2 separate regions of the Homo sapiens genome follow, and region 1 is linked to region 2. The links are chromatin loops, found by intact Hi-C in ENCODE. Cell type or tissue: endothelial cell of umbilical vein. All regions are shown on one strand. Each heading gives the region's core, and the rest is flanking DNA. Links, peaks and the distances in the headings are about the cores only.

Region 1 (10,629 bases), core at 3,312-8,311, 520 kb after region 2:
TAATCCCAGCTACTTGGGAGGCTGAGGCAGGAGAATCAGGAGAATTGCTTGAACCTGGGACGCAGAGGTTGCAGTGAGCCGAGGTTGCACCGCTGCACTCCAGCCTGGGCGACGGAGTGAGACTCTGTCTCAAAAAAGAAAAAAAAAGTTATATATACGCATATATAAAAATGTGATGTGTGTATATATATATATGTATATATAAATGTAATATATATTATGTATATATATGAATGAGATATATACAGTTGGCCCCTCAACAACATGGATCTGAACTGCATGAGTCACTTACACTCAGATTTTCTTCTGCCTCTGCCACCCCTGAGACACCAAGACCAAGCCCTCTCTTCCTCCTCCTCCTTACTATATTGTAAGAATACAGTATATAATACATATACAAAATATGTGTTAACTGACTGTTTGTGTTATTGGCAAGGCTTCTGTAGTTAAATTTGGGGGAGTCAGAAGTTATACATGGATTTTCAACCATGCAAGGGTTGGCATGCCCTCGGTTAGTATGGTCACTATGAAGAAAACAAAAATAGAAAACAGCAAGTGTTGACTGCAGAATGAAAAGGCACCCTACAAAATGGAAGAAAATACTTGCAAATTATATATCTGCTATGGGATTAATATCCAGAATATATAAATAACTCCTACAACTCAACAACAAAAAACCAATTTAAAAATCAGCAAAGGACTTGAACAGACATTTTTCCAAAGAAGATACATAAATGGCCAATAAGCCACACTGGAGGAGGTTGAAGAGACATGACGGCTAAATGCAATGCATGATTCTGACCAAGACACTCTTTCTTTTTTTTTTTTTTTTTTTCTGAGGTGGAGTCTCGCTCTGTCGCCCGGGCTGGAGTGCAGTGGCGCCATCTCGGCTCACTGCAAGCTCCACCTCCCGGGTTCACGCCATTCTCCTGCCTCAGCCTCCCAAGTAGCTGGGACTATAGGTGCCCGCCACTACGCCCGGCTAATTTTTGTATTTTTAGTAGAGACGGGGTTTTGCCGTGTTAGCCAGGATGGTCTCGATCTCCTGACCTCGTGATCCACCCGCCTCGGCCTCCCAAAGTGCTGGGATTACAGGCGTGAGCCACCACGCCCGGCCCAAGACACTCTTTCTAAACAAGGCTTTTTGGGACAACTGGTCACCCTTGAACTGCTGTGACAATTAGACAGCAGTAATAGGTCAAGGTAGTGTCTTGATTTCAATGGTTGTTATTGTAAGTATCAAAGTTCCCAAGACCCTGCCTTGTGGGAACCCACCCATCCCTCAGTAGGAACCTAACCTCCCACCCAGGCCCTGAGCATTCACTCATTCCTTGGTCCTTTGACTCAGAGACCAGGCTGCTCAAAGATTAGACAGTCAGGTGGAGGGGTGGGGACAGTTGTTCTCATGCCATTGGTGAGGTTTCTTTCTGAATGTCAGTTTAATGATATGTAGTAAAATCTTCAATGTGCATGACACCTTGGGGCCAACTGTCCCACTTTTGAGGAATTTGTCCTAAGAAGGCCTTCAGGGAAGGAAGAACACAGCTGCCTGTTAGCAGCCCCAGGACTCATTTGACAAGCCCTCCCTGAGGAATGAGATTCTCCCCGCCCTGTAGTGTCTCTCCCCCGGAGGCATTCTCCACCATCTCTGTCTACAGGCTTGTAAAAGCAGAGTCACCCCGGAGGGGAGGAGGCAGATGGGGAGATGGACCAGATAGGACAAAAATGTCCAGAGCGTATCCTTGCATGTGAACACAAGATGGGATTCTCCTTGTGTTTGTCTTCTCTGGAAAGGGCCAAAATGGGTACCTAGAGAAGAGGGAAAGCCCTGCAAGAAAGGGAGGGAGCAGAGACAAAAAGCAAGATAGAATCAGAGAACATGCAGAGAGGTGGGGGGGACAGGCCAGCCGGCCAGGATGGAGGGTCTGGAGGCACAGGGGGCTCCAGTCCAGGCCCCATCACTATGTGCTATGTTTGGATGCAAGTCCGTAGTCTCTCTGGACTGGTTTGCCCACCAGTGAGATGTGAGGCTGGGCGTTTGGGCTGGAATTCTGGGATTTTCTATTCCATGGCACTGCCTAGGACAGAGTAAGACCCTGGAGGCTGGAAGTGTGGAATTAGTGTCTATTTTTCCAATGTCACAATGGCTCCCCTTGAGTTTATGATGGTCTGAAAACTGTGCTATTTTCTGAGTCAAGATCTGACAGAACTGGGCTAGAAGAGGGGGCTCTTTGGAGACCAAAGCCCAGCTAAGCATCTGCCGTACTGCAGTGAAGGGTAACTGCTAACTCTGCTGCAAAACCCTGAATCTTGGTCCATTTGCTGTTGCTTATGACAGCATGCCTGAAACTGGGTAATTTATTAAAAAAACAAAATTTATTTCTTATAGTTTTGGAGGATGGGAAGTCCAAGACCAAGGGGGTGCATCTGGTGAGGGCCTTCTTGCTGGTGGGAACTCTCTGCAGGGTGCTAAGGAAGTAGTGGACATCCCATGGGGAGGGTGCTGAGCATGCTAGCTCAGGTCTCTCTTCCTCTTCTTATAAAGCCATCAGTCCCACTTCCATGATGACCCATTAATCCACTGATCCATGAATTGATTAATCCATTCACAAGGGCAAGACCCTCTGACTCAATCACCTCTCAAAGGCTCCACCTCTCAATACTGCCACATCAGGGATTACATTTCAATATGAGTTTTGGAGGAGACAAATGTTCAAATCATAGCACCCAGCTTGAACTAGGAAAACGTAAGCCCACCTTGGACAGGTGATAGACAGGTGAGCTCTCCACTGTGGTTTTCCAGGCTGACCAGAGCCAGCTGAGCTCACACATGTCCTGACTGCAGAGAGGGCAGAGCTCATTTCCCAAAGGAAGAGCAGAGACTTCTCATCCCAGGCTCTCTACCAGCTGCACTAGAGATTGAGCCATCCATGGCAGTAGCCACCAGCCATGCGTGGCTACCTACATTTAAGTTGAAATTCATTAAACTTAAAATTCAATACTAAGTTCCTCAGTTGCATTAGCCACACTGTCTAGAGAGAGTTTACACTGCAGCAGGGAGGAGGACTGAGTCCAGGGAGTTCAAGTTGGCTGGGGTTCACAAGGCAGAGTGCCAGAGAGGAGTGACTGCATGGAGAGAGCTCCCAAGACTTTCAGAAGGGTTCCTCAGTGTATCTACCTGAGTGCTGGCCAGTGCACACATGTGATGAAACTACTTCCTCAAAGAATTAGAGAAGCAATCTTCAGAGCTCACACAGTGCCAGCAACAGTTTGTCTTCCCAACAGCCAGAGTGGAAAAATCTAGTGATTCATAGGACATCAGGTGGAATGATCAGAAGGGTATTGCCTCAGTACTGGGGAAAAATTAGCCCTAGACTAAATGCTGCTTAGGTTCTGCCTAACAAAGCTTAAAAGCAAGCCTCAGAAGAATTAAACTGTTTTCAAGTAATTTTACTGCATTCCAGAATAAAGCTGAAAAATATTTATAAGAATACAAAAGTATTCAGAACCAAGTAAGGTAAAATTCACAATGTCTGGCATCTAATCAAAAATTACTAGGCATGTGAGTAAGAAGAAAAATGTGACTCATGAACGAGGAGGAAAATCAATCAAGCAATAGAAACAAACATGATGATACAGATGATAAAATTAATAGACAAGCACATCAAAAAATTGCCTCTAGTGCTTCCACATGTTCAAGAAGGCAGAGGAAAGATGGAGCATGTTATGTGTGGAGAAGGAGTAGATATTTAAAAGCACCAAATCAAACTTCCAAAGATGAAAACTATGATATCTGAGCAGACACATGCACTGAATGGCATTGATGGCAGTTTAACACTGCAGAAGAAAAAATTAGTGAACTTGAAGACATAGCATAGAAAAAAGGACTGCAAATATGAAAAGAGAATCAGTGAGCTATGGGAAAACTTCAAGCAGCCCAACATAGATGTAAGTGGAGTCCCTGAAGGCAGGACAGAGTTATCACAAGGAAGTGCCTTATGCATTTGTAGAGGCTGAACATGTCCAAAATTCATAGGCCAGGAACTCAGGAAGACCATAGACAGGCTCAACCCATGGGCTTTCTGTCTCTATCCAGACAACCCAGGAAAAAGAGAGAGGACAATGACTAATCTCAATAATTAGAAAGGTGACATCTCTACAGATTCTATAGATATTAAAAAATAAACAGGAATAAACATCTACATGTGTATAAATTCAACTTCTGTAAAATGAACAAATTCCTTGAAAGACATCAACTACCAAAGCTCGCACAAGAAATAAATAAACAAAATGGTTCTATAGCTATTTAAAGAACTGAATTGTGGTTACAAGCCTTCCTACAAAGAAACTTAAAGGCCAGATGGCTTCATTGGTGAATTCTACCAAACATTTAAGCAAGACATAATAACAATTTCCACAAACTCTTCCAGAAAATTAAAGAGTTGGAAATACTCATGAGTATCTCATGAGGCCAGAATTACCCTAATGCCCAAATCAGACAAAGACATTATAAGGAAAAAAAATTCTAGATCAGTACTTCTCAGGAACATAGATGCAAAAGTTCTTAACCAAGTTTTAGCATATCCAATCCAACAATATATAAAGAGGATGATACACCATGAGCAAGTGGGATTTATCCCAGGAATGCAAGGTTAGTTTAATATTTGAATATAAATTAATGCAATTCACTATATTAATTGGCTAAATAAAAACATATAATTGTCTCAATAGATGCAGAAAAATCATTTAATAAATTCCAATATTTATATAAAAACTCTCAGCAGATTAGAACTAGCTGTGAACTGCCTAAACCTGATAAGTGGCATCTATGAAAAACTTCAGCTCACATCACACTTTAATAAAACACTGTGTGTTTCCTCCCTAAACATCAAGAACAACACAAGCACATCCACTCTCACCACTTTTATTTGACACTGTCCTGGAGTTTCTAGCTAGTGCAATAAGACAAGAAAAAGAAATGAAAGGCATCTAGAATTTAAAGGAAGAGGTAACCTGTCTTTATTCACAGGTAACACAATTGTTTATATGGAAAACGCCAACAAATCTACAAAAAAGAATAAGTCTGCTGGAACTAATAAGTGAACTTAGGACAGTTGCAGGAAACAACATCAATGTACTAAAAGTCAGCACTTGCAACAAAACATGGAAATGGAAAGAAATAATACCACTTTAAATAGCTGATAGCTTCTGGACTAAGAGGAAGCTGCAGGTAGAGGGGGCAGGTGGAAGATTTAGGAGAGTATGGAGGTGGTTGCTGAGCCTGATATGAGAAGAACCTGGACAGAACAGGAACAAATGCTTTGCCGAAGCTTCTGGACCCACTGGGCTGGAGGACAACCAGCAAGGAACAGCAAGGAAGGAACCAGCAAGGAAGCTTCTGGACCCGTTGGGTTGGAGGACAACCTCAGCAACCCTCTGAGGAGGGAGAGACAGAAACTCTCTGCAGAGACTGCAGGTTGTGACACAGAAGCTGATGGCCTCGATTTCCCTCCATGAAATGGGACAGTAGGGTGCCGTTGACAGTCAGAAAGGGTGTGCAGGAGGTGGATGCTAGGGAGGAAGCCCACAAAGGGGCTGATGGACTGGCCTTGTAAGAAACAAAACATCATGTCTCCTTGGAGCCATGTCTCCTGTGCCTCGCCAGGGACAGTGGGCCCCAGCTTCTTCGACCAGGGAAGATGGCAGTCAATGGATACCCCAATGGCTTTTTCTCTTCACCTGTTCCCCCCACTCTCCTGTTCCCTAGAACCATGTTCCCACATAAACCACCTGCACTCACTACTTGTATCATGTTCTAAAAATCCCACCATGTCCCTGGAGCTCAGGATCTTCAAGGCCAAGGGGAGGCCCTAAAGGTGAAGTTGGGGGTGAACCAGAGTGAAGGAGAGCATCTCCAGTGATGAGGGAGTCCAAGACCCATGATCCTGGGTGATGGGGGTGGACAGGAGGAGCGTGACTGTCAAGCTGCCCAGGCCCAGGCCCATGTGTGAACAGCAGCCCTGTGAATCTTGCTCTTGGCCTCTGAGCCTTGGCTCTGGCTTATGCTCCAAAGATGGTGACACTGCATCTCCTGTGGTCTCAGGGATCAGCTGGGTCATGCAGGTTTCAGCAGGGGTTGTGGTCACCACTATTCCCATGAGAGAGGTCATACCCACAATGTAAAATCCCACTTGGGCTGCAGGACAGCCAAGGGCTAGGGAGGAGGCGCCGCTCATGTCACCCACAACCTTGCCCAGAAGGGGCACTGCCTCTAGGGGAAGATTGGACCCAGGCACCCCTTCAGTGCCGCCCTCCTCTGGCATCTCCACTTGGTGGCAGTATTGGCCCAGAAGCGGAACTCCAGCAAGCAGCCACCAACCGGTCCCTAAGAGCTGCTGTGGCAGCAAAACTTAGCTCTTTCCCAACAGGAAAGTCTGGGGAGTCTATTGCCCTCATTTCACAGGGAAGTAAGTTATGGCCTGGGAACCAGGATTCTGGATAATTAATCTGCAGGATTCCAGAACTCCATGATACTGTGATTTTTTTTTTTTTTTTTTTGAGTAGTGGTCTCTCTCTGTCACCCAAGCTGGAGTGCAGTGGCACAGTCATGGCTCACTGCAGCCTCGAACTTGTGGCCTCAACCAGTCCTCTCACCTCAGCCTCCTGAATAGCTGGGACTACAGGTGCATACCACCATACTCAGCTAATTTTTTATAGAGACGGAGTCTCACTATGTTGCCCAGGCTGGTCTCAAACTCCTGGGTTCAAGAGATCTGCTGGCCCCAGCCTCCCAAAGCACTAGAATTACAGGCATGAACTACCTGTCTGGCCCATTGTGATTTTTTTTTAATTCTCAAATTTGATTTTCTTATGGTTCTAAGACTCTCCATCTATGGGTCCATGCTTGAAGAACCATAAGATTCTAAGATCAGAGGGTTCTACTGACTCAGTTCCCCTGCATCCTATAATTCTGTGTTTGGATGATTCCAGCATTTCATGGCCATTTCATGGGATCAACCAGGATTAACCACATGGCTAAAGGGAGAGGCTGATGGCCCTACTTCCATGGTTCCCAGATTCCATCTTCTCTTCCTCATAGGGAGGTCCACAATTCCCCACATATCACCAGGCCACCTGCAAGGAGAGCAGGTCCAAGAAGTCACCTTGCAATGAGAATGAGATCGTGTGCCTCCTACATCATGCCCTAAGGGAGAGAGGACAGCATGGAGCTAGGAGGTGGATGGCTGGGGTGTCAACTGAGAAAGACATGCCTGTTGGACCCCAGAGTTGACTTTTATGGCATCCAAGAGCTGCCTGTGAGAACACACATGGTTTGATTTGTGAAGGGATGTTCACACAACCATCATGCGTCAGCCTTCTCAAAGGTGGCGTTCGTAGCACAGCATGCGAAGGGCTTTGAGTCAACAGACATTCCTGGAAAGAAAGCAGTGTGGGGGTATGGAAGGATCCCTGGAGGCTGGGACCTGGAGACCAGGGTCTTTCCTGCGGGCCCATTGCTCCTTCCACTTTGCCTTGAGCCCACTCTTTCCATACAAGGAGAGGCTGACCTAAGGTTCCAGTTGCTTTCATCAGGTGGGATCTGGTGAAGGGTCAAAATGGAACTCTAAGATGGGTAGTTGAAGGGGTGACACCCGAGGAGAGAGTGATGTCTCAAAACAGACTGAATTATTTCCCAAAGAGGTGCCCCAAGCCCCTGCAAATGCACTCTCTAGGAAGTCTGGCCACTGGGCCCCTTGCCCTCGTCCCACAGGGCAGCTCAGAAAGGCAAGCTCATGAGGACCGGCTCGTGTCCACCTACCCCCCTCATTGCCTACAAGGACTCCCGAGCATGCCCCCCATCCTGGCGCAATCTTCTGCCCTGGAGCCAGGAAAGGATGGCCTTCTGAGTTGGAGTCCTGCAGTCGGTCTTCCAGTCTTGGAGGGAAACATATACTCTACAAATGGTGAGCCTCGGAGAGAGCCCAGCCCTGCTGTGCTGCCTCCAGGAGGTTCAGGCGGCTATGCCTCCTCATTCAGCCTCACTGAGCCTTTTCCACTTCCAGAACATGGTGAAATTCACTTCCCTCTGACCACACAGTGCTTGGTGGATCACCGGGCACACAGTGGGCCTACAGTGGGCATGGTAGTCGCTGTCATCACTCCGCTCCAGGAGCCTTCAAGAAATCATCTCATCTGACAACCCACATTTACCATAAGGACCTTTTGGAGGCCAGGCGCAGGGGCTCACCCCTGTAACCCCACAGTTTGGGAGGCCAAGGCAAGAGGATTGCTTGAGCCCAGGAGTTAGAAACTACAGTGAACTATGATGGCACCACTGCACTCCAGCCTGGGCGACGGAGTGAGACCCTGTCTCAAACAAATAAAAAAGAACCTTCCGGAGAACTGAAGGAAAGTGGAAATTTGATAAGAGATCTGGGCTGGAGAGGAGAAAAGTCTTTTAAAATATAAATATAACGGCAAGCTCAGAAAGATAGATACAGGGCAATGGTAAGAAGCAGACAGGTAACCAGATTGGGCTAGTGGGAGATGCTCATTGAGACAAGCAGTGCAGTGGTGTGCCACTGTGAGGGGGAAACGGGGATGGTGCCCCCGCCATCCTGCTTTGTGACTGGCGTGCACGGCAAGGGGGCAGAGCAACAACTTCTGTGGGCTGGACCTGCCCTGGGCAGGGGCCACGGGGAGGCCACAGACTCCGGTCTGAATAAATACACAGCAGGAACCCAGAGCTGTGGATATGTAGACCCCACACACAGCCTCCCACAGAGGGCAGGTAACCCACAGGAAGACAGACAGCCCTGAGCTCACAGCCATACCTGCAAAGCCCTGCCAGGACATACCCACATCAGTAATGTCCACGGGGGCTCTCATGGTGATATTAACGCGGAGGAGGTAATTCCCACAGTGCCTGAGCTGAACAATGCCAACAAAGGTGGAGACGGGGCGGAGGGACAGACAAGGAATGTAGAGAGGGGCTGCAGACAGGAAGAGCAACTCACAACTGTGCAGGAGGGCTCATCGGCTGTGACAGGAAAACACACAGAGACTGATAGAAAGACAGGACAGCCATAGACAGGAGGTGGGAGGCAGACAGGTCTGTGGCCCAGAGACCCTGTCTCACCACAGCAGCTTTGGGGAAGCAGGTGGCCACGTCATTTTCCTTGTCTCTGTTTGGCTGACCTGTGCATCTCAGGCCCAGCCCTGGCTGCTGTTTTTCCAGCTGCAGTTCCCAAACTGTGTGCTAAGGCACCCTGGGACGCCACAGCAAATTCCCAGGGTGTTGCAGAATATCACGCCTGTAATCCTAGCTCTTTGGGAGGCCAAAGTGGGAGGATCACTTGAGCCCAGGAGTTCAAGACCTGCCTGGGCAACATGGTAAGGCCCTCGTCCCTGCAAAAAAAATTTGTTTTAAAGAAAGTACAATTGAGTCTTGGACAACATGGGGGTTAGGGGCACCAACCCCCTGCAAAGTCAAAAACTTGAGTATAACTTTTGACTCCCTGAAAACGAAACTACTAACAGCCTCCTGTTGACCAGAAGCCTTGCTGATCCCACACACAGTCAGTCAGAACATACGCTGCATGCCACATGTGTTATCCCCTGTGTTCCTACAATAAACTCAGCTGGAGAAAGGAAATTCCTGCTCAGAAAACCTAGAAAAGAAGCCAGACTCACAGTTCATGAGGCGGCAGTGGGTCCTCATAAAGGTCTTCATCCTAGTGGCCTTCATATTGAGTGGCTGAGGAGGAAGACAGAAGCGGGGCTTGGTCTTGCTGTGTCAGGGTGGCAGAGGCAGGAGAAATCCATGTATAAGTGACCCACACAGTGCAAACCTGTGTTGTTTGAGGGTCACCTGTCCTGCATGAACATCTCCTTGTATGGCCTGAGAGCCAGGACCTTGAACAAGAAGTGAGAGTGTTGCTTCTGGAGGGCCAGTAACTGCAGTTATGTGAGGATGAAATAAAAATATGATTCATTTATTTTTAACTGATATGATTTTTTTTCAAATAGCTACTGATCATTAAGTGGTTGGACCTAATTACTTAATAAACAAAGCTCTTAGGTATTTATTTTAGCCTGAGGAGCTGGGCAAAGAATGACTATAAGTTGTTTTCTTGATTAATTTAATTTAATTTTATTTTATTTTATTTAGAGTCAGGGTCTCACTCTGTCACCCAGGTTAGAGTGCAGTGATGCAATCATAGCTCACTGCAGCCTTGAACTCCTCAGCCCAGATGATCCTCCCATCTTGGCCTCCCAAAGTGCCGGGATTACAGGTGTGCACCATCACACCTGGCCAATTGAAAGTTTTGATCTCAAGAACCCACTGCTTATGGAGAAGGCATCCAAAGAGTGACCCCCACAAGGAAGGTCAGGGAAGCTTCCAGAAGGGACCAAGTTCCAATGGAACTGACTGTGGAGGGGCACTCCGTCTTCTGACCCTGGACCCCTACCCTGTCCTGCTGCTGTTCCTTCCAGGGTCCCTCAGCCAGAAAGCCCCCAGAGCCTTGAACTCTGTCTGCCCAAACCCCTTCTCTGTTTTCCCCCAACTTATTTTTGCTCAAATGAGAAAAAAAGGAAGCAAAAGATGACCAGTTAGTGTCTGAAATC
Region 2 (10,629 bases), core at 1,813-6,812:
GCAGAAGACAAGAAATAACTAAGATCAGAGCAGAACTGAAGGAGATAGAGACACAAAAAACTCTTCAAAAAAATCAATGAATACAGGAGCTGGATTTTGAAAAGATTAACAATATAAATAGACCACTAACCAGGTTAATAAAGAAGAAAAGAGAGAAGACTGAAATAGACAAAATAAAAAATGATAAAGGGGATATCACCACTGATCCTACAGAAATACAAACTACCATCAGAGAATACTATCAACAGCTCTATGCAAATAAACTAGAAAATCTAGAAGAAATGGATAAATTCCTGGACACATACTAGTTTTATGTGTTTAGTCCCAAGACTAAACCAGGAAGAAGTTGAATCCTTGAATAGACCAATAATAAGTTATGAAATTGAGGCAGTAATTAATAGCCTACCAACCAAAAGAAGCCCAGGACCAGGCAGATTCACAGCCAAATTCTACCAGAGGTACAAAGAGAAGCTGGTATCCTTCTGAAACTATTCCAAACAACAGAAAAAGAGAGACTCCTCCCTAACTCATTTTATGAGGCCAGCATCATCCTGATACCAAAACCTAGCAGAGACACAACAACAACAACAACAACAACAAAGAAAATTTCAGGTCAATATCCCTGATGAACATCGATGCAAAAATCCTCAATAATATACTGGCAAACCGAATCCAGCAGCACATCAAAAAGCTTATTTACCATGATCAATTTGGCTTCATCCCTGGGATACAAGGCTGGTTCAACATACGCAAATCAATAAACGTAATCCATCACATAAACAGAACCGATGACAAAAACCACGATTATCTCAATAGATGCAGAAAAGGCCTTTGATAAAATTCAACACCCCTTCATGCTAAAAACTCTGAATAAACTAGGTATTGATGGAACATTTCTCAAAATAATAACTATTTATGACAAATCCATGGCCAATATCATACGAATGGGCAAAAGCTGGAAACATATTCCCTTTGAAAATCGGCACAAGACAAGGATGCCTTCACATAGTATTGCAAGTTCTGGCCAAGGCAATCAGGCAAGAGAAATAAATAAAGGGTATTCAAATAGAAAGAGAGGAAGTAAAATTATCTCTGTTTGCAGATAACATGATTGTATATTTAGAAAACCCCATCATCTCAGCCCAAAATCTCCTTAAGTTGACAAGCAACTTCAGCAAAGTCTCAGGATACAAAATCAATGTGCAAAAATTACAAGCATTCCTATACACCAATAATAGACAAACAGAGAGCCAAATCATGAGTGAACTCCCAATTACAATTGCTACAAAGAGAATAAAATACCTAGGAGTCCAACTTACAAGGGATGTGAAGGACCTCTTCAAGGAGAACGACAAACCACTGCTCAAGGAAATAAGGGAGGACACAAATAGAAAAACATTCCACGCTCATGGATAGGAAGAATAAATATCATGAAAATTGCTATACTGCCCCAAGTAATTTATGGATTCAATGTTATCCCCATCAAGATACCATTGACATTCTTCACAGAATTAGAAAAAACTACTTTAAATTTCATATGGAACCAAAAAGAGCCCATGTAGCCAAGACAATCCTAGGCAAAAAGATTGAAGCTGGAGGCATCATGCTACCTGACTTCAAACAATACTACAAGGCTACAGTAACCAAAACAGCATGGTACTGGTACCAAAACAGAGATATAGACCAAAGGAACAGAACAGAGACCTCAGAAATAATGCCACACATCTACAATCATCTGATCTTTGACAAACCTGACAAAAACCAGCAATGGGGAAAAGATTCCCTATTTAATAAATGGTGTTGGGAAAACTGGCTAGCCATATGCAGAAAACTGAAACTGGATCCCTTTCTTACACCTTATACAAAACTTAACTCAAGGTGGATTAAAGACCTAAACATAAGACCTAAAACCATAAAAACCCTAGAAGAAAACCTGGGCAATACCATTCAGCATAGGCATGGGCAAAGACTTCATGATAAAACACCAAAAGCAATGGCAAAAAAAAGCCAAAATTGACAAATGGGATCTGATTAAACTAAAGAGCTTCTGCACAGCAAAAGAAACTATCATCAGAGAGAACAGGCAACCTACAGAATGGGAGAAAATTTTTGCAATCTATCCATCTGACAAAGGGCTAACATCCAGAATCTACAAAAACTTAAACAAATTTACAAGAAAAAATCCCCATCAAAAAGTGGGCAAAGGATATGGACACTTCTCAAAAGAAGACATTTATGCAGCCAACAGACACATGAAAAAAAATCTCATCATCACTGGCCATCAGAGAAATGCAAATCAAAACCACAATGAGATACCATCTTATAGCAGTTAGAATGGTGATCGTTAAAAGGTCAGGAAACAACAGATGCTGGAGAGGATGTGGAGAAATAGGAACACTTTTACACTGTTGGTGGGAGTGCAAATTAGTTCAACCATTGTGGAAGACCGTGTGGCAATTCCTCAAGGATCCAGAACCAGAAATACCATTTGAACCCAGAAATCCCATTACTGGGTATATACCCAAAGGATTATAAATCATTCTATAAAGATACATGCACACATGTTTGTTGCAGCACTGTTCACAATAGCAAAGACTTGGAACCAACCCAAATGCCCATCAATGATAGACTGGATAAAGATAATGTGGCACATATACACCATGGAATACTATGCAGCCATAAAAAGGGATGATTTCATATCCTTTGCAGGGACATGGATGAAGGTGGAAACCATCATTCTCAGCAAACTAACACAGGAACAGAAAACCAAACACCGCATGTTCTCACTCATAAGTGGGAGTTGAACAATGAGATCACATGGACACAGGGAGGGGAACATCACACATCAGGGCCTGTCATGGGGTGGGGGGCTAGGGGAGGGATAGCATTAGGATAAATACCTGATGTAGATGACAAGTTGACGGGTGCAGCAAACCACCATGGCACGTGTATACCTATGTAACAAACCTGCACGTTCTGCACATGTATCCCAGAACTTAAAGTATAATAATAAAAAGAAGCAACTAGGATGATACAGGTGAGCAGTGAAAAATGGCAGCACAGAATCAAAAATATGCAGCCTACCAGTGAAAGTAGACATAGCAGGAGTTGCACACAGATTGGAACAAGCCAATTCAAATGTATGTATCTGGCCTCACAAGTGGGGAAAATAAAAATGCCCTGTACAAGATTAGGGAAGGCTTGGGGAGTGGAGCATTGGGATGAAGAGCTCTGGTTTGCAGATGTGAAGGTTGGGCACCTTGGCATGAGGAGTCTCTGGAAAGTGATGGTGGCAGGGGCCAGGTGGGTTTGGTTAAGGAGAGATGGGAGGTGAGAAGCGGGCACCAGGGCATGATGCTGTGAGCAAATGAGGACATCTCTGGGGGAGTTTTGGAGAGTGGGATGAGAATAAAGGAAACACAGTCATATTGGGGAAGATTTCGGGCAGAGGGAAAGTCTTCAAAAAGAGGTGATTGCGGGAACAGTGTTCTGCGGAAGTGGGACAGGATCAACCACACTGATAAGAGAGTTGGCATAGTGGGAAAAAGGAACTCTCTCTCATTGACCCAGGAAGGCAAGTGGTATCAATGAGTGTCCACAGGTTACCAGCTTAGCAGTAAAGGCAACAGGCAGTTGAGGGCTTGCCAGTGCTGTTTCAATGCTCTCTAATATCTATAGAACATTAACCTGGGGCAGGAGGTTCATTCTTAGGATACTTGAGAGTGTGGAGTTTGGGTGCAAGGGAGAAGAATCTAAGAATACATTGTGTTCAAGAGCCATTTTGTTTTTGAAAACACTGTTGAGTTTGGGGAACACTGCCGGATCTGAGTTGCCAACCTAACTTTCAGATACTAAACAAACTCTTAAAATGAACTGTTTTGAAAACACAGTTGGGTTTGGAGAACGTTGTCAGATCTGAGCTGCCAATCTGATAACCTTCAGACAATAAGCTCTCATAAAATGAACTGTTTTCCTTTTGTCTTGATACATAGTTCAAATGATATATAGACCATATGCTTCTGCAGAGCACCCTTTGAGGTAACAACACCTCACGGCTTACCTCCATAACCTTTACTCAACTGTTCACTTTACCAAATTCTTTGCAGGTAGATGTTTGATAGATGTAAAATACTTCATGAGATTTTCTCACAAACTGCTTGGCAAGTTTAGGGAATCCCAAGGATCAGAGACTGACAGCTGTTACTGCCTTTAAGCCAACAGAATTGACAATGTTGCAGATGATGTAAGACAGAAAATAAGCTGGGTGCAGTGGCTCACGCCTGTAATCCCAGCACTTTGGGAGGCTGAGGTGGGTGGATCACGAGGTGAGGAGATCAAGGCCATCCTGGCCAACAAGATGAAACCATGTCTCTGCTAAAAATACAAAAATTAGCTGGGCATGGTGGCACATGCCTGTAATCCCAGCTACTCGGGAGGCTGAGGCAGGAGAACCTCTTGAACCTGGGAGGCAGAGGTTGCAGTGAGCTGAGATCGCACCACTGCACTCCAGCCTGGAGACAGAGCTAGACTCCTTCTAAAGACAAAACAAAACAAATCAGAAAATAAATTTTCATGAAGTGATTGTGGGGATAGGAAAACTAGGGGCTGTGAGAAGGGCCCTTCTCTACGCGGGTGTTCCTTATCAAGGCACTGAATATGGAAACATCTTATGGCCCCAAAGACCTGAACGTGTCATGCTGTTCTGCACAGCAGCCACTGGGAGGCTCTCTTGGCTAGCTGTTCAAGCTAGCGCCACAGAAGGATTAGTTATTGTGAAAAGGAGAAGATAGCAATGTACTCAGTATCCCCTGGGTTTTATACAATCAAGCATGACATACCTGTGAAATTCCTATCTACCTGCAAACTAGATATAGCAACACATTGCACAAGGTGGGCACTGAAGTATTCATTTAACAACTTTAATGCACACTGGGCCTATGCATGTGCTGCCTTTTATGGGTGTGAAGGTAATGACTCCTTCTGTCTTCATGATACCCTTGGCTGAGATGTCCAGTCATTCCTGTGATCAAAATTGGACTGGAAATTTCTAAGGACAGAGTAGATGGCAGAGACATCTGACTTACAACTGTGATTTGATCTCTTGCTTTGGCTGACTAAGCAAAATCTGAAGAATATAAAAATAAAAGGCATTTATTTTCTGGCCAAAAACAGAAGTAATCTATCATTCATGCATTCTTATCACAGCAGCTAAATTGAACTAAAATAAAACATCAGTGCTCTCTTTGCAAATTTACCTGGAAAGGATCTTGACTTATGCTGAAATTGACATTTGTCCATCTAACTGGAAAAGGATTTCCTTGGGAGTCATTCTTTTTGCCTCCAAGATTATGCATGATCAAGCTGTACAAAGTGGAAAACTGTCAGATCTTCAAGGATATCCCAGTAAAAGACATGTGAGTTTATAAGGTTTTGTTAAACTTTCTAACCGTTTTCAAATACCTCATTTTTTCCCATAAAGTTAACACTTTAAAAATATTTTGAAAGGTAACATTGTACAGATAATGAAGATAGGTATAAAACTACCTAGTTTTTCTATCCAGATTCAGTATAACAATTCATATTTTTTCATTATTAATGAATAAGTCTTGATGTGTTACTGTTGCAGTAATCTGCTTGAGAAATTGAAAAGTATTTTCCAGTATTTATTTTTGGCAAGCATCTTACAAGTGTATTACCAGAACAACACAGTACAATAAAGATTTTTATGGCTTTCTACAAGCTGTCAGTTTTAGTCATTTTTTAAGGAGTACATGTCTGGCCTTTGAAATAATTGGCTACTGGAGAAGTTATAACTTCAATGAGTTATACCAAACTTACAGAGTGAAAAAGGATATAAGAGAGTACCATAAGCAACTGTACACCAAAAAAATTGAATAACCTAAATAAAATGAACAAATTTTTAGAAACAAAAAACCTACTAAGACAGAATCAGGAATAGAATAGCTTAATAAACCTATTCATCAAGGAGATTCAGTATGAACATTGCATCAGTAACCAAAAACCCAGCAACAAAGAAAAGCCCTAGACCAGATGGCTTCACTGTTGAATTCTACCCAACATTTAAAGCAGAATTAATACCAGTTTTTCTCAAACTCTTTCAAAAATTTGAAGAGGAGGTAACATTTTCTAACTCATTCTATGAGGCCAGTATTACCCAGACACCAAACACGAGAAAACTACAGACAAACATCACTTACAAATGCTGATGCGAAAATCCTCAACAAAATACTAGCAATTTAAATTTAGCAGTACATTAAAAGGATTATACAACATGAATGAGTATAATTGACTCCTGAAGTAAAAGTATGCTCCAACACATAAAAATCAATGTAATATCACATTAACGTAAAGAAGAAAAGAAAAAAACGTAAAGAAAAATGTGATTATTTTAACCAAAGCAGAAAAAAGTATTTATCAAAATTTAACCCACTTTCATAAAAAATACTCAAGAAACTATAAACAGAAAGGAAAGACCTTAACATGTTATACATTAAAAAAAAAAAACACACGGTTAACATAATGGTGAAAGCTTTTATCCTAAGAGCAAAAACAAGGATGCCTGCTTTTACCACTTCTATTTAACATAGTATGGAAGATTCTAGTTAGAGCAATAAGGCAAGAAAAAGAATAAAAAATTCCAACTAAAAAGAAAAGGTAAAAGTATCTGTTTGCAGATGATATAAACTTGTATATTAAAAATCCTATAGTTTTTGTGAAAGAAACTGTCAGAAGCAATAAATAAAATTCAACAAAGCTGCAGGATACAAAATTAATACATAAAATCATTTGTATTTCTACAATAACAATAAACTATATCATTTATGATACCATCAAAATAATACTTAGAAACCAACTTAACCAAGGTAATGAAAAACCTGTACAGTGAAAACTATAAACATTGCAGAAAGATATTAAAGATGACTCAAATGAAAAGACACTATGTGTTTATGGATTGGAAGACAAAACCTTGTCAAGATGTCATTGTTATCTATAGTCATCTACAGATTCAATGAAATTCCTTTAAAAATCCCAACATTTGCAAAAGTAGAAAAACCTATTCTAAAATTCAGACGAAATCTCAAAAAAACCCAAGAGTCCCAATCTATATTAAAATAAATGAAGTTAGAGGATTAACGCCTCGTGGTTTTGAACTTACTACAATGCTTCAGTACCCAAAAAATGTTGTACCAGCATAGAGACAGACATAAAGACCAAGGCAATATTGGTCATAATTTTCAACAAGGGAGCCAAAACTATTCAATGAGAAAGGACAGTATTTTTTAAATAGTGCTAGAAAAACTGGATATTTACATGGAAAAGAATGATGTTGAACCCTTACTTTACACCATGTACAAAACAATTAAAAATGGATCAAACATCTAATTGTAAGAGCTAAAACTATAAAACCCTTAGAAGAAAGCATAGGGAAAAAGTTTCATAACATAGAATCTGGCAACAATTTCTTGGATATGACAGTGAAAGTGCAGGCAACAACAACAAAATACATAAAAATAACTTTATTAAAGTTAAGACCTTTTGTGTGTCTGAAGATACAATCAATAGATTGAAAATACAATTCACAGAGGGGGAGAAAATATCCACACATTATATATCTGATAAGTAATTAATATCCAGGCTATATAAAGACCTCAGCAACAACAACAACAAAATCAAATTTAAAAATGAGCAAAGGTTTTAAAATACACATTTCTTTAAAGAAGATATACAAATGACCAGTAAGCACAGGTGAGGTGCTCAGCATCAATTATCATGAGAACAATGTAAATCAAAAGCACAATGCAATACCAACTGACACATATAAGTATAGCTACCATAAAAAAAACAACCAACAACAAACCAAAACAAACAACAAAAACCCAGAGAACAGCAAATGCTAGATGTGGAGAAGTCAGAACTCTTGCATACTACTGGTGGGAAAGTAAAATGGCAGAGCTACTATGGAAAACAGTAATCACCATATGATCTAGCAATTCTACTTCTGGGTATATACCTAAAAGAACTGAAAGCAGGAATTTGCACAGATATTTGCACACCCATGTTTATAGCAGCACTCACAATAGCCAAAGTGTAGAAACCACCAAAATGTCCATCTATAGATGAATGGGTAAGCAAATATAGTCAATACATACAATGATATATTATATTCAACCTTAAAAATAAATTTTGATAAATGCTACAACAAACCTTGAGAAGATTTTGCTAAGTAAAATAAGTCAGACAAAAAAGCAAATACTGTATGCTTCCACTTATATGAAGTACCTAGAGTAGTCAAATTTATAGACATAGAAAATAAAATAGTGGGGGTCAGGGGATGAGAAGAAGGGAAATGGGGAGTTATTGTTCCATGGATAGAGTTTCAGTTTGGGATGATAAAATAGTTTTGAAAATGGATAGTGGTGATGGTTGCACAACAATGTATTTGTACTTAATGCCACTAAATTATACACCTCAAAATAGTTAAAGTGGTCAACTTTGTTATGCCTATTTTACCACAGTAAAAAAATTAGCAAGTATTTAAAAATCTACATTTTTCTTTGAACTGTCTCTTTATATCTGATATGGTTTGGCTTGGTGTCCCCACCCAAATCGCATCTTGAATTGTACTCCCATATTTCCCACATGTTGTGGGAGTGACCTGGTGGGAGATTCTTGGATCATGGGGACAGTTTCCCCTCTGCTGTTCTCGTGGTAGTGAATAAGTCTCATCAGATCTGATGGTTTGATAAGGGGAAACCTGTTTCACTTGGCTATTATTCTCTCTCCTGCTGCCACCATGTGAGACGTGCCTTTCAATTTCCACCATGATTGTGAGGCCTCCTCAGCCTTGTGAAACTAAGTCCAGTAAACCTCTTTCTTGTAAATTGCTGAGTCTTGGGTATGTCTTTATCATCAGCATGAAAATGCACTAATACAACATTCTTTGTCCATTTTTCAATTTTGCTGCTGGTCTTTTAATAATTTATGATAGCTTTATATATACATTACCCAAATTAGCTCTTTGTCTGTTATATATGTTAGAGATTTCCCCAGTCTGTTGACTTTTGACTTTGAGGCATTTTTCTCTCATAGAAAGTTTTAATTTTTATGGAGTCAAATGCATCAGTCTTCTATTCAATGACTTCTTCATGGGGATGGTGTTTCATTTTAGGATAATAATAAAGTTGTAGATATGAATAAAGGAGATGGTCGTACAATAATGTGAGTATACTGAATGCCACTGAACTGTACATTTAAACATGATTAAAATGGTAAGATTAATGTTATATATATTTCACCACCAAAAAAGGGCCAGGCTTAGATGTTTATATGTTAGAGGTTTGGAGTAGCTTTGACACCTATTCCTCTCCAGGGCTCTAATTTATAAAGCACCCACACAATAAAAGTAGATATTAACTTCACAAATCTCCATGGCATCTTATAAGCCCCACACCAGGGACTGTCTTGGAAAGCTGATGTGGAAAAACTGGCATAAACTTGAGGTCAATATGAGACTTCTTGTCTCTTCTCATGCTGCTAATAAAGACATACTTGAAACTGGGTAATTTATAAGGGTAATTTATAAAGGAAAGAAGGTTTAATGGTTTCACAGTTCCACATGGCTAGGGAGGCCTCAAGATCACAATGGAAGGTAAAGAAGGAGCAAAGTCGTGTCTTACATTGTGGCAGGCAAGAGGGAAGTGAGAGCCAAGTTAAGTGGGAAGTCCCTTATAAAACCATCAGATCTCATGAGGACTCACTCAACATAATAACGGTATGGGGGAACCACCCCCCATGATTCATTTCTCTCCGCCTGGTCCCACCCTTGACACATAGGGAATATCACAATTCAAGGTGAGATGTGGGTGGGGACACAGAGCCAAACCATCTTATTCCATCCACAGCCCCTCCCAAATCTCATGTTCTCACATTTCAAAACCAATTTTGCTTTCCCAAAGTCTTAACTCATTTAAGCATTAACTCAAAAGTCCATACTCTAAAGTCTCATCTGAGACAAGTCCCTTCCACCTATGAGCCTGTAAAGTCAAAAGAAAGTTAGTTACTTCCTAGATACAGTGGGGGTACAGATATTGGATAAATACACCTGTTCCAAATGTGAGAAGCTGGCCAAAATGAAGGGGCTACAGGCCCCATGCAATTCCAAAATCCAGTGGGGCAGTCAATTCTTAAAGCTCTGAAATGATCTCCTTTGACTCCATGTCTCATGTCCAGGTCTTGCTGATGCAAGGCTGCCCACAGCCTGGGGCAGATCTGTCCCTGTGGCTTTGCAGGGTACAGCCTTGCCCCCTCAGCTGCTTTCACAGGCTGGCATTGTGTGTCTGGGGCTTTTTCAGGTGCACAGTGCAAGCTGTAGGTGGATCTACCATTCTGGGATCTGGAAGATAGTGGCCCTCTGCTCACAGCTCCACTAGGCAGTGCCCCAGTGGGGACTCTGTGTGGGGGCTCGAACCTCACATTTTCCTTCCACACTGCTCTAGCAGAGGTTATCCAGAAGGGCTGTACCCCTGCAGCAAATCTCTGCCTGGACATCCAGGCATTTCCATACATCCTCTGAAATCTAGGCACAGGTTCCTAAACCTCAATTCTTGA

What was found. Hi-C counts contacts between places; a loop is a spot of excess contacts. Peaks named below come from ENCODE experiments on the same cell type or tissue, not always from the same donor. Only the 100,000 strongest peaks of a DNase experiment are listed, where the experiment ranks them.
Region 1: it touches region 2 in a loop (13-fold over the local background); 5 of 110 quality-filtered maps call a loop at or near these places.

Annotation. Positions count from the first base shown.
Region 1 is chr1:227,993,215-228,003,843 of GRCh38, forward strand. No RefSeq gene overlaps it. Among named protein-coding and RNA genes, the nearest start is that of WNT3A, 8.5 kb to the right of the region's middle. RefSeq lists silencers at 6,286-6,345, 6,386-6,435. In endothelial cell of umbilical vein, for the core only: a CTCF peak has its summit at 6,332; a DNase peak (open chromatin) is centred at 6,337.
Region 2 is chr1:227,477,003-227,487,631 of GRCh38, forward strand. No RefSeq gene overlaps it. Among named protein-coding and RNA genes, the nearest start is that of ZNF678, 81 kb to the right of the region's middle. In endothelial cell of umbilical vein, for the core only: a CTCF peak has its summit at 4,718; a DNase peak (open chromatin) is centred at 4,759; H3K27me3 peaks cover 174 bases.